2 separate regions of the Homo sapiens genome follow, and region 2 is linked to region 1. A link is a loop called in an ENCODE intact Hi-C map of the cell type or tissue named here. Cell type or tissue: adrenal gland. All regions are shown on one strand. Each heading gives the region's core, and the rest is flanking DNA. Links, peaks and the distances in the headings are about the cores only. Region 1 overlaps EIF3K (eukaryotic translation initiation factor 3 subunit K). Region 2 overlaps SARS2 (seryl-tRNA synthetase 2, mitochondrial).

The links. Hi-C counts contacts between places; a loop is a spot of excess contacts. Peaks named below come from ENCODE experiments on the same cell type or tissue, not always from the same donor. Only the 100,000 strongest peaks of a DNase experiment are listed, where the experiment ranks them.
Region 2: a loop joins it to region 1, with 2.5 times the contacts of the local background. A loop is called at or near these places in 10 of 110 quality-filtered maps.

What each region holds. Positions count from the first base shown.
Region 1 is chr19:38,622,634-38,627,016 of GRCh38, forward strand. EIF3K (eukaryotic translation initiation factor 3 subunit K) reads left to right here. Exons shown (of 8, transcript NM_013234.4): 3 at 1,444-1,564; 4 at 3,395-3,469. Among named protein-coding and RNA genes, the nearest start is that of EIF3K, 5.6 kb to the left of the region's middle. RefSeq lists enhancers at 1-447, 1,094-1,595. In adrenal gland, for the core only: no CTCF peak of the experiment used is centred there; no DNase peak of the experiment used is centred there.
Region 2 is chr19:38,912,781-38,917,126 of GRCh38, forward strand. SARS2 (seryl-tRNA synthetase 2, mitochondrial) reads right to left here. Exons shown (of 16, transcript NM_017827.4): 13 at 3,441-3,534; 14 at 3,257-3,349; 15 at 3,061-3,126; 16 at 2,486-2,969. The coding sequence ends at 2,826. Among named protein-coding and RNA genes, the nearest start is that of CCER2, 2.8 kb to the left of the region's middle. RefSeq lists an enhancer at 1-257. In adrenal gland, for the core only: no CTCF peak of the experiment used is centred there; no DNase peak of the experiment used is centred there.

The DNA of each region.
Region 1 (4,383 bases), core at 205-4,204:
TCAACCGGTCTGACCAAAATTTATTAGGCGGGAATTTCCTCTTCCTAATAAGCCTGGGAACGCTATGGGAGACGAGTTTATTTCACCTCTGCAATCTCGACTATAAGAGACAGGTACGCCCCGGGGGGCCCGTTCAGAGACCTACCCCTAGGTGCGCATTCTCTTTCTCAGGGACGTTCCATGCTGAGAAAAAGAATTCAGCGATATTTCTCCCATTTGCTTTTGAAAGAAGAGAAATATGGCTCTGTTCTGCCCGGCTCACCGGCAGTCAGAGTTTAAGGTTCTCTCTCTCATTCCCGGAACAATTGCTGTTATCCTGTTCTTTTTCCAGGGTGCCCACATTTCATATTGCTCAAACACACATGTTGTGCAATTTTTGTAGTTAACGCAATTATTACAGGGTCCTGGAACGATATACATCCTCCTCAACTGACAGGATTAAGAGATTAAAGTAAAGACAGGCATAGGAAATCACAAGGGTATTGATTGGGGAAGTGATAAGTGTCCATGAAATCTTTACAATTTATGTTTAGAGATTGCAGTAAAGACAGGCATAAGAAATTACAAAAGTATTAATTTGGGGAACTAATAAATGTCCATAAAATCTTCACAATCCACGTTCTTCTGTCATGGCTTCAGCCGGTCCCTCCGTTTGGGGTCCCTGACTTCCCGCAACAGGTACGCACCACCATACCCAGCTAATTTTTGTATTTTTAGTAGAGACAGGGTTTTGCCATGTTAGCCAGGCTGGTCTCGAACTCCTGACCTCAGGTGATCCACCCGCCTTGGCCTCCCAAAGTGCTGGGATTACAGGCGTGAGCCACTGCACCCAGCCTAATTTTTGTATTTTTAGTAGAGACGGGGCTTTGTCATGTTGGCCAGGCTGGTCTCGAACTCCTGATCTCAGGTGATCCGCCCATCTCGGCCTCCCAAAGTGCTGGGATTACAGGCTTGAGCCACCCACCTACCCACCCCCACCGCCACCTTCTGTTGTCCTCTTTTGCAAGGGAGGAAACCGTCAGCCCCTCAGTTTCCTTTCTCTGCTCCTCAGCCTTTCAGTGCCTCTTAATCTCTCTCTTCTCTGCTCCTCGTGTCATAAATAAGCAGTCCAAGGTCACTCAGCAGGGAAGTTTAAACCGAGGCAGTCTGGCTCTGGTTCCTTAGCCACTACTCCAGACCACTGCTGCTGTTCTCATTTGTTTATAAATCACTTAGCAGTGTCTGCCCCATTGGGTAGTTGTGAGCATTAACTGTCCCTGTTCACAGAGGAGAAAGGTAGGCTCAGGGAGGTGAAGGTTACACAGCTGGGAAGCACTGGGACTGGGATTGGAACCCAGGCATGTCCAATTCCCAAACTCCAGAATAAAGCAGCTGCCTGGCACCTGGTGAGGATTGGGGACTTGGAGGTGCCACTGTGGCCACGTCTCTTGTTCTTTTTCTTAGGTACCAGTTCAACCCAGCCTTCTTTCAGACCACGGTCACCGCCCAGATCCTGCTGAAGGCCCTCACCAACTTGCCGCACACAGACTTCACCCTGTGCAAGTGCATGATCGACCAGGCACATGTATCCTTCCAGCACTGGGGCCGGGGGGTGTGTGGGAAGGGGTCAGAGTCAAGGTGCATGAATTCCCAGGGAGATGGTCTGTGGGTGTATCCACAAACAACAAGTGCCTGCTCTGGTCCAGCGTGGCAAGGTGCTGGACAGTGCTGGGACACTGGTGACTGAGACAGTCCTGGGCCCTGTCTTCACAAAGTTGTCGCAGTCCAGTGAAGAGTCAGTGATAGACTGGAGTGGTCAGGGTTGGGTTACAAGAGTCACAGCAGCCGGGCACAATGACTCAGGCCTCTAATCCCGGCACTTTGAGAGGTCAAGGTGGGTGGATCACCTGAGGTCAGGAGTTCGAGACCAGCCTGGCCAACATGGCGAAACCCCATCTCTATTAAAATACAAAAAATTAGCCAGGCACAGTGGCACACACCTATAGTCCCAGTTACTCAGGAGGCTGAGGCAGGAGGATCACTTGAAGCTGGGAGATGGAGGTTGCAGTGAGCCGAGATTGCGCCACTGCACTCCACCCTGGGTGACACAGTGAGACTCTGTCTCAAAAAAAAAAAGAAGAGCCAGAGTAGGCACCTGACCATTTGGGTGGGGGAATATGTGGACATGAACACAGCCATCTGTATTTACATTCTATAGAACAATGTCTGGAAAGGTGGAAAGGTACCCAAGAATTGGAAATGACTGTTACCTCCCAGGAAGGATGGCTGTGAGACAGGGAAGGGAAGACCTATTTTGCCACTGTTCACTCTTCTGTATTTTTAACTAGAAACTATAAACCAGGGCCTCCTGGAGGAGGGAACATCTAAAACATAACGAGTTAGGTGGAGGGGTAGGCAAAGGTGATCCAGGCAGAGAGGACACTCATGGGCTAAAGGAAGCAGAGCTCGGTGCTGTCTTTCAGGAATGGTAGAGGAAGCCTGACATAGGAATGATTTAAGGTGGGTTTTTTTTTGTTGTTGTTTTATTTTATTTATTTTATTTTTTTTTTGAGACGGAGCCTTGCTCTGTCACCCAGTCTGGAGTGCAGTGGCGTGATCTCGGCTTCCTGCAACTTCCACCTCCCAGGTTCAAGCTATTCTGTCTCAGCCTCCTGAGCAGCTGGGACCACAGGTGCATGCATGCTACCACGCCCAGCTAATTTTTGTATTTTTAGTAGAGACGGGGTTTTGCTATGTTGGCCAGGCTGCTCTCGAACTCCTGACCTCAGGTGATCCACCCGCCTCAGCCTCCCAAAGTGATAGGATTACAGATGTGAGCCACCGTGCCCAGCCTATAGGTTTTATTTTATTAGTAATAATAGTAGGGTTTTTTTGTTAATATTTTCTTTTTTTTTGAGATGGAGTCTTGCTCTGTCATCCAGGCTGGCGTGCAAAGGCGTGATCTTGGCTCACTACAACCTCCTCCTCCCGGGTTCAAGTGATTCTCCTGCCTCAGCCTCCCAAGTAGCTGGGACTATAGGCACGTGCCACCACACCCAGCTGCTTTTCGTATGTTTAGTAGAGATGGGGTTTCGCTATGTTGGCCAGGCTGGTGTCGAACTCCTGACCTCAGGTGATCCACCCGCCTTGGCCTCCCAAAGTGCCAGGATTACAGGCGTGAGCCACCAGGACTGGCATGTCATTTCTCATCTTTTGCCATTACAAACAGTCCTGCAGCCAACATCCTTTCTCCTGCATACACCTGCAGGAGAAATAAGCTGGCTTCCTTTTCCAGCTGTTTTTCTGAGCTGAAGCTTTGGAAGAAAGCAGCCAGAAGAAGGTAGGTGGGGAGGGGTGATCTGGGGTCCAACCTTACGCTCCGAGGCCAGTTTTCCTTAATGCTTCCTCCTCCCAGCAAGAAGAACGGCCAATCCGACAGATTTTGTACCTCGGGGACCTGCTGGAGACCTGCCATTTCCAGGCCTTCTGGGTAACTTCCCTGGGGTCCAGGGGCAGGGGAGATGGCAGGGCCATGTGGAGCTGAGTGCTAAAAGTAACAACGGTGCACACTGACTGGCTTCCTGCTTTGGCGGTGGGCCCAGTGCTCTGCATGTGTGTGTTTGTGGAATTATCATCCTCTCGCGGAGCAGGTACTCACAGGTCATCCCCGTGCCCACAGGCTGAGGCCGACCCTTTCCCCTTTCTCCCATCTTTCCACTGAGCCCTCTAGTACACACCGTTGATCAGAAGTCCTCCAGTGGCTGGGTGTAGTGACTCACCCCCGTGATTCCAGTACTTGTGGAGGCCAAGGTGGGAGGATTGCTTGAGGCCAGGAGTTCCAGACCAGCCTGAGCAACATAGTGAAACTTCATCTCTACAAAATTGAAAATTAATTGGGTGTGGTGGCATGTGCCTGTACTCCCAGCTACCCAGGAGGCTAAGGTGGGAGGATCGCTTGAGGCTGCGAGTGAGCCGTGATCACACCACTGCACTCCAGCCTGGGCAACAGAGCAAGACCCTGTCTCAAGAAAGAGAAATTCTCCGTCTCTTCTACCTGTCTGACATGCTCTGCCCTTCTTGCTCTAACTGGAACCTGGCCCCCCACTTCTGCAGCCCCCTAAGTGGGAGGCTAGATCACCTCCTGGCTCCTATCTCTTCTGATACCCTCAGTCTTTTTTGTTGTTTTTTGTTTGTTTGTTTTTTGGTTTTTTTGAGATGGAGTCTCACGCCATTGCCTAGGCTGTAGTACAGTGGCACGATCTTGGCTCACTGCAACCTCTGCTTCCCGGGTTCAAGTGATTCTCCTGTCTCCCGAGTAGCTAGTACTACAGGCACACGCCATCATGCCCAACTAAATTTTATATGTATTTTTTATTTTATTTTGTTTTATTTTTGAGACAGAGT
Region 2 (4,346 bases), core at 347-4,346, 290 kb after region 1:
ACTCACAGATGGTCCCCAGGCAACTCCTTCCCTTCCTGGGCCTGTTTTCTCACAGGGTCTTGTTACAGGCTGGAGTGCAGTGCCTCAAACTCTCACACAAGGGATCCTCCTGCCTCAGCCTCCAGATCAGTTGGGACTGCAGGCTTGCATTATCATGCCACAGTAATTTTTTTCATTTTTTGTAGAGAGGGGTTCTTGCTATGTTGCCTAGACTGGTCTGAAACTCCTGACCTCAAATGATCCGCCCACTTGGGCCTCCTGAAGTGCTGGGACTACAGGCGTGGGTGAGCCACTATGCTTGGCTGAGAGTGGGTCTCATAAACCCGCTTCCTCAGAGGCTGCAGTTGGCTTCTGGCCTAAGCCCCAGCTCCACCACGTGCCAGCTGTGCAGCCCAGGATAACCGCTTAACTTCTCTAAGACCTGTTTCCTCACTGTAAATAGGGTTGGTGACAACCTACTCTACAGTTGGACAGTGAGGATTAAATAGTTGTGTGTACAGTGTTTAGGGAAGTGCCTGGTACTGGGAACGGCACACGTCCAAGCATCTTCAGTGCAGTAATTTTTGTTGAGCATCTACTACATGCCAGGTCCTCTTTTAGACCTGAGGCTACAGCCCTGAGCCAATGGGTGGATACCTCTGCCCTCCTGGAGCTGGTATTTGACACACATCAATACATATTAAGGAAAGAAGGCAGAAATGCATCAAAAATATAGTATCTCAGGCTGGGCGTGGTGGCTCATGCCTGTAATCCCAGCACTTTGGGAGGCCAAGGCAGGTGCATTACCTGAGGTCAGGAGTTCAAGACCAGCCTGGTCAACATGGCGAAACCCTGCCTCTACTAAAAATACAAAAAATTAGCCGGACATGGTGGCACCTCCCTGTAATCCCAGCTATGCGGGAGGCTGAGGCAAAAGAATCTCTCAGAGGTTGCAGTGAGCCGAGATCACACCACTGCACTCCAGCCTGGGACAGTGAGACTCCATCTCAAAAAAAAAAAAAAAAAAAAAAAAAAGTATCTCAGATGTAGGTACTGAGTGCTGGGGGGGTTTTACTGTGGTCACGGAAGACTTCTTGGAAGAGGTGACATTTGAGCTAAGGCCTGAGTGACAAGATGGAGGCCAGCACACACCATCTAGGGGAGAGACAGCCAGAGAGGGAGACTCACCAATGTAAGTGCACGAGTCAGGAAGGAGTTTGGAGAGTTTCAATGTCAAGGCGGGTCGGGTGGACCAAACAAGACAGAAAGATGGGCTGAAGAGGAAGGTGGAGCAGCTCAGGTGGGGTCTTAGGGGCCTCGATGACCACTTTACCCTTTTACTCTGAGACGAAGCCACAGGAGACCTCTGAGCAGGGGTGGGACACCCAGCTGAGGTGCTCACAGGTCCCTCTGGCTGTGTGGCGAGGATGGAGAACAGGGAGCCAGTGAAGAGGCTTCCAGGGTTAACCAAAGGGGAGGGATCGGGGAGCAGGGCCCAGGTGGGGTCAGGGAGGAGAGAACAGTAGGCAGAGTCTGGAAATCTTTTTTGAGACAGAGTCTCGCTCTGTCACCCAGGCTGGAGTGTAGTAGTGTGATCCCAGCTCACTGCAACCTCTGCCTCCCGGGTTCAAGAATTCTGCCTCAGCCTCCCAAGCAGCTGGGATTACAGGTGCCCGCCACCACACCCAGCTCTTTTTTTTTTTAGATGGAGTCTCGCACTGTAGCCCATGCTGGAGTGCAGTGGCGCGATCTCCACTCACCACAACCTCCGCCTCCCAGGTTCAAGTGATTCTCCTGCCTCAGCCTCCCGAGTAGCTGGGATTACAAGCGTGCGCCACCACGCCCAGCTAATTTTTGTATTTTTAGTAGAGATGGGGTTTCACCATGTTGGCCAGGCTGGTCTTGAACTGACCTCAGGTGATCCGCCTGCCTTAGCCTCCCAAAGTGCTGGGATTACAGGCGTGAGCCACTGTACCTGGCCAGATTCTGGAAATATTCTGAAGGCGGTGTTGCCAGGGTTGCTAATGAAGTGGAGTGGATATGAGATAAAAGTCGAGGCTAACCCGAAGGGCTGTGGCCTGGGCAGCCGGGAGAATGTGCTGGGATGGGCATGCCTGAGGAGGAGCAGGTGCAGGCCAAGTGATCAGAGGACCAGGTAGCTTCCCTGAGTTTGGGATGCCCACTGGGCCCCTACCTGGAGCTGCAGAAGGGACAGCTGCATGGGGAGCTGGGGACTGAGGGGTGAGGCTGGGGCTGGGGTCAGCTCGAAGGAACCCTCAGAGGGTGACTCTGTTCTGGCTTGTCCCAGAGGAAGGGGAGAGAATTCAGCATCCTCTCAGCAACCCTGGTGGCCCCAGGCCAGCCTCCATGTGCACTGGGGGGTGGCTAGGCACTTCCAGCCATGGTCTTTGCAGCCACAGACCCTTTGAGGATAGTGCCTCCAAGCGGCTGCTCAGCAGCTCCTAGAGAGCCAGGCATCTCCCTTGTTCACAGATCCACAGAGGCCTTTGTCCTGACCATTTATTGGGGACTTTTTGCTCAGCACTGTAGGAGGAAAGAAGGAAGGAGGGATGGAAGCCTCTTCCTCTGCTTCTCCTGTCCCTAGAACCGTAAAGCCCAGACGTCCTGCTTCCCACTGGGACCCTCAATGATAACAGGGTCAGTGACTGACTCTGAGGCAGCAAGGACAGAGGAGAGGTGGACCCCGTGGTCCAGGGGCCCGGGCGTGGAGCTGACAGGAAGAACACAGATGTCAGGACGGGCTCAGCAACACAGGTCCCAGGTGTCCGGGGTCTCCTGAACTCCAGGAAGCAGTGACACCCCCGAGGGCTGCTGTGGGTGGGTTCTTAGCTTACAGCAGGCTGGCCAGGCAGCCCAGGCTTCCGGGGCTGGTTGGGGCCGATGTACTGGAGAGGCACGTGGGTAGGGGCTGTGATCCGATCAGTGCCGAGGTAGGACTGGAGGGCAGGGGGCACGAGCACTGAGCCGTCCTGGGGACAGAGCAGACCTCAGGACACTGCAGATGCCCCAGCCCTCCCCGGCGCTGAGCTGCCTCTCTGGGTGGGCCCCTCAGCCCCTCACCTTCTGCTGGTTACTCTCCAGGAGCGCGATGAGAAGGCGGGGGACAGCACAGGCGGTGGCGTTCACCTGTGAGACAGCCATGCTCGGAACTGGCGCCCACCCCAAGCTGAGCCCGGGGAGGAGCCAAGGTGGGTGGGTCTAGGGCGGCAGAGGCTGCGGGCGAGGGCACGCGGGCAGGAGGCTGTGCGGGCCTCACCGTGTGGGCAAACTGCAGCTCCCCAGCCTCGGTCTGGAACATGATGTGGAGGCGGCGGCTCTGGAAGTCTGTGCAGTTGGAAGCACTGGTGACCTGGGGTGGAGGAGCGGCAGGCTGAGCGGATCAGGGATGGGGGGCAGGCCTGTCCTCCTGCCCACCCCGTCCCCAGCGGCACAGGGCTCACCTCTCCAAAGCGGCCTCGGCCTGGCATCCAGGCCTCAATGTCAAACTTGCGGTAGGCGGGGAGGCCCAGTTCTTGGGTGGGCATATCCAGGACCCTGCGGTCAAGGACGAAGGTGTGGGGAAGGTCAGCGGGTGAGAGGAGGAGCAAGAGGAACAAATGGAAACGATGGAAGAGAAGGCAGCCAAAAAGCAGGAAAAAGCCCAGGAGTTTGAGACCAGCCTGGGCAACATAAGGAGACCTCATCTACTCCAAAAAAACAAACAAAAAAAAGGAGACGATAGTGCCAAAGGAGAGAGTTGTGAGGCCAGGGGTGGTTATGGAGAAGGTGGTACATGGAGGGGGAAGCACAAAAGAGGTTGATGGGAGGGGAAAAAGGCACGTGGCAGGGTCCACCGGCTCTTCACAGTGGCCATTCACACATTTGCACCTTCTAGGCACCCTCGGTTTTTTTTTTTTTTTTGAGACGGAGTCTGGCTCTGTTGCCCAGGCTGGAGAGCAGTGGCGCGATCTCGGCTCACTGCAACCTCCACCTTCAGGGTTCAAGTGATTCTCCTGTCTCAGCCTCCTGAGTAGATGGGATTACAGGTGTGTGCCACCATGCCCGGCTGATTTTTATATTTTTAGTATAGATGGGGTTTCACCATGTTGGCCAGGCTGGTCTTGAACTCCTGACCTCAGGTGATCCGCCTGTCCCGGCCTCCCAAAGTGCTGGGATTGTAGGTGTGAGCCACCGTGCCTGGCCTTTATTTTTTTTTTTTAGAGACAGGGTCTCACTCTGTTGCCCCAGGCTAGAGTGCAGTGGCATGATCACAGCTCATTGTAGCCTCCACCTCCTGGGTTCAAGCAATTCTCCTGCCTCAGTCTCCCAAGTAGCTGGGACCACAGGTGTGTGCCACCATACCCGGC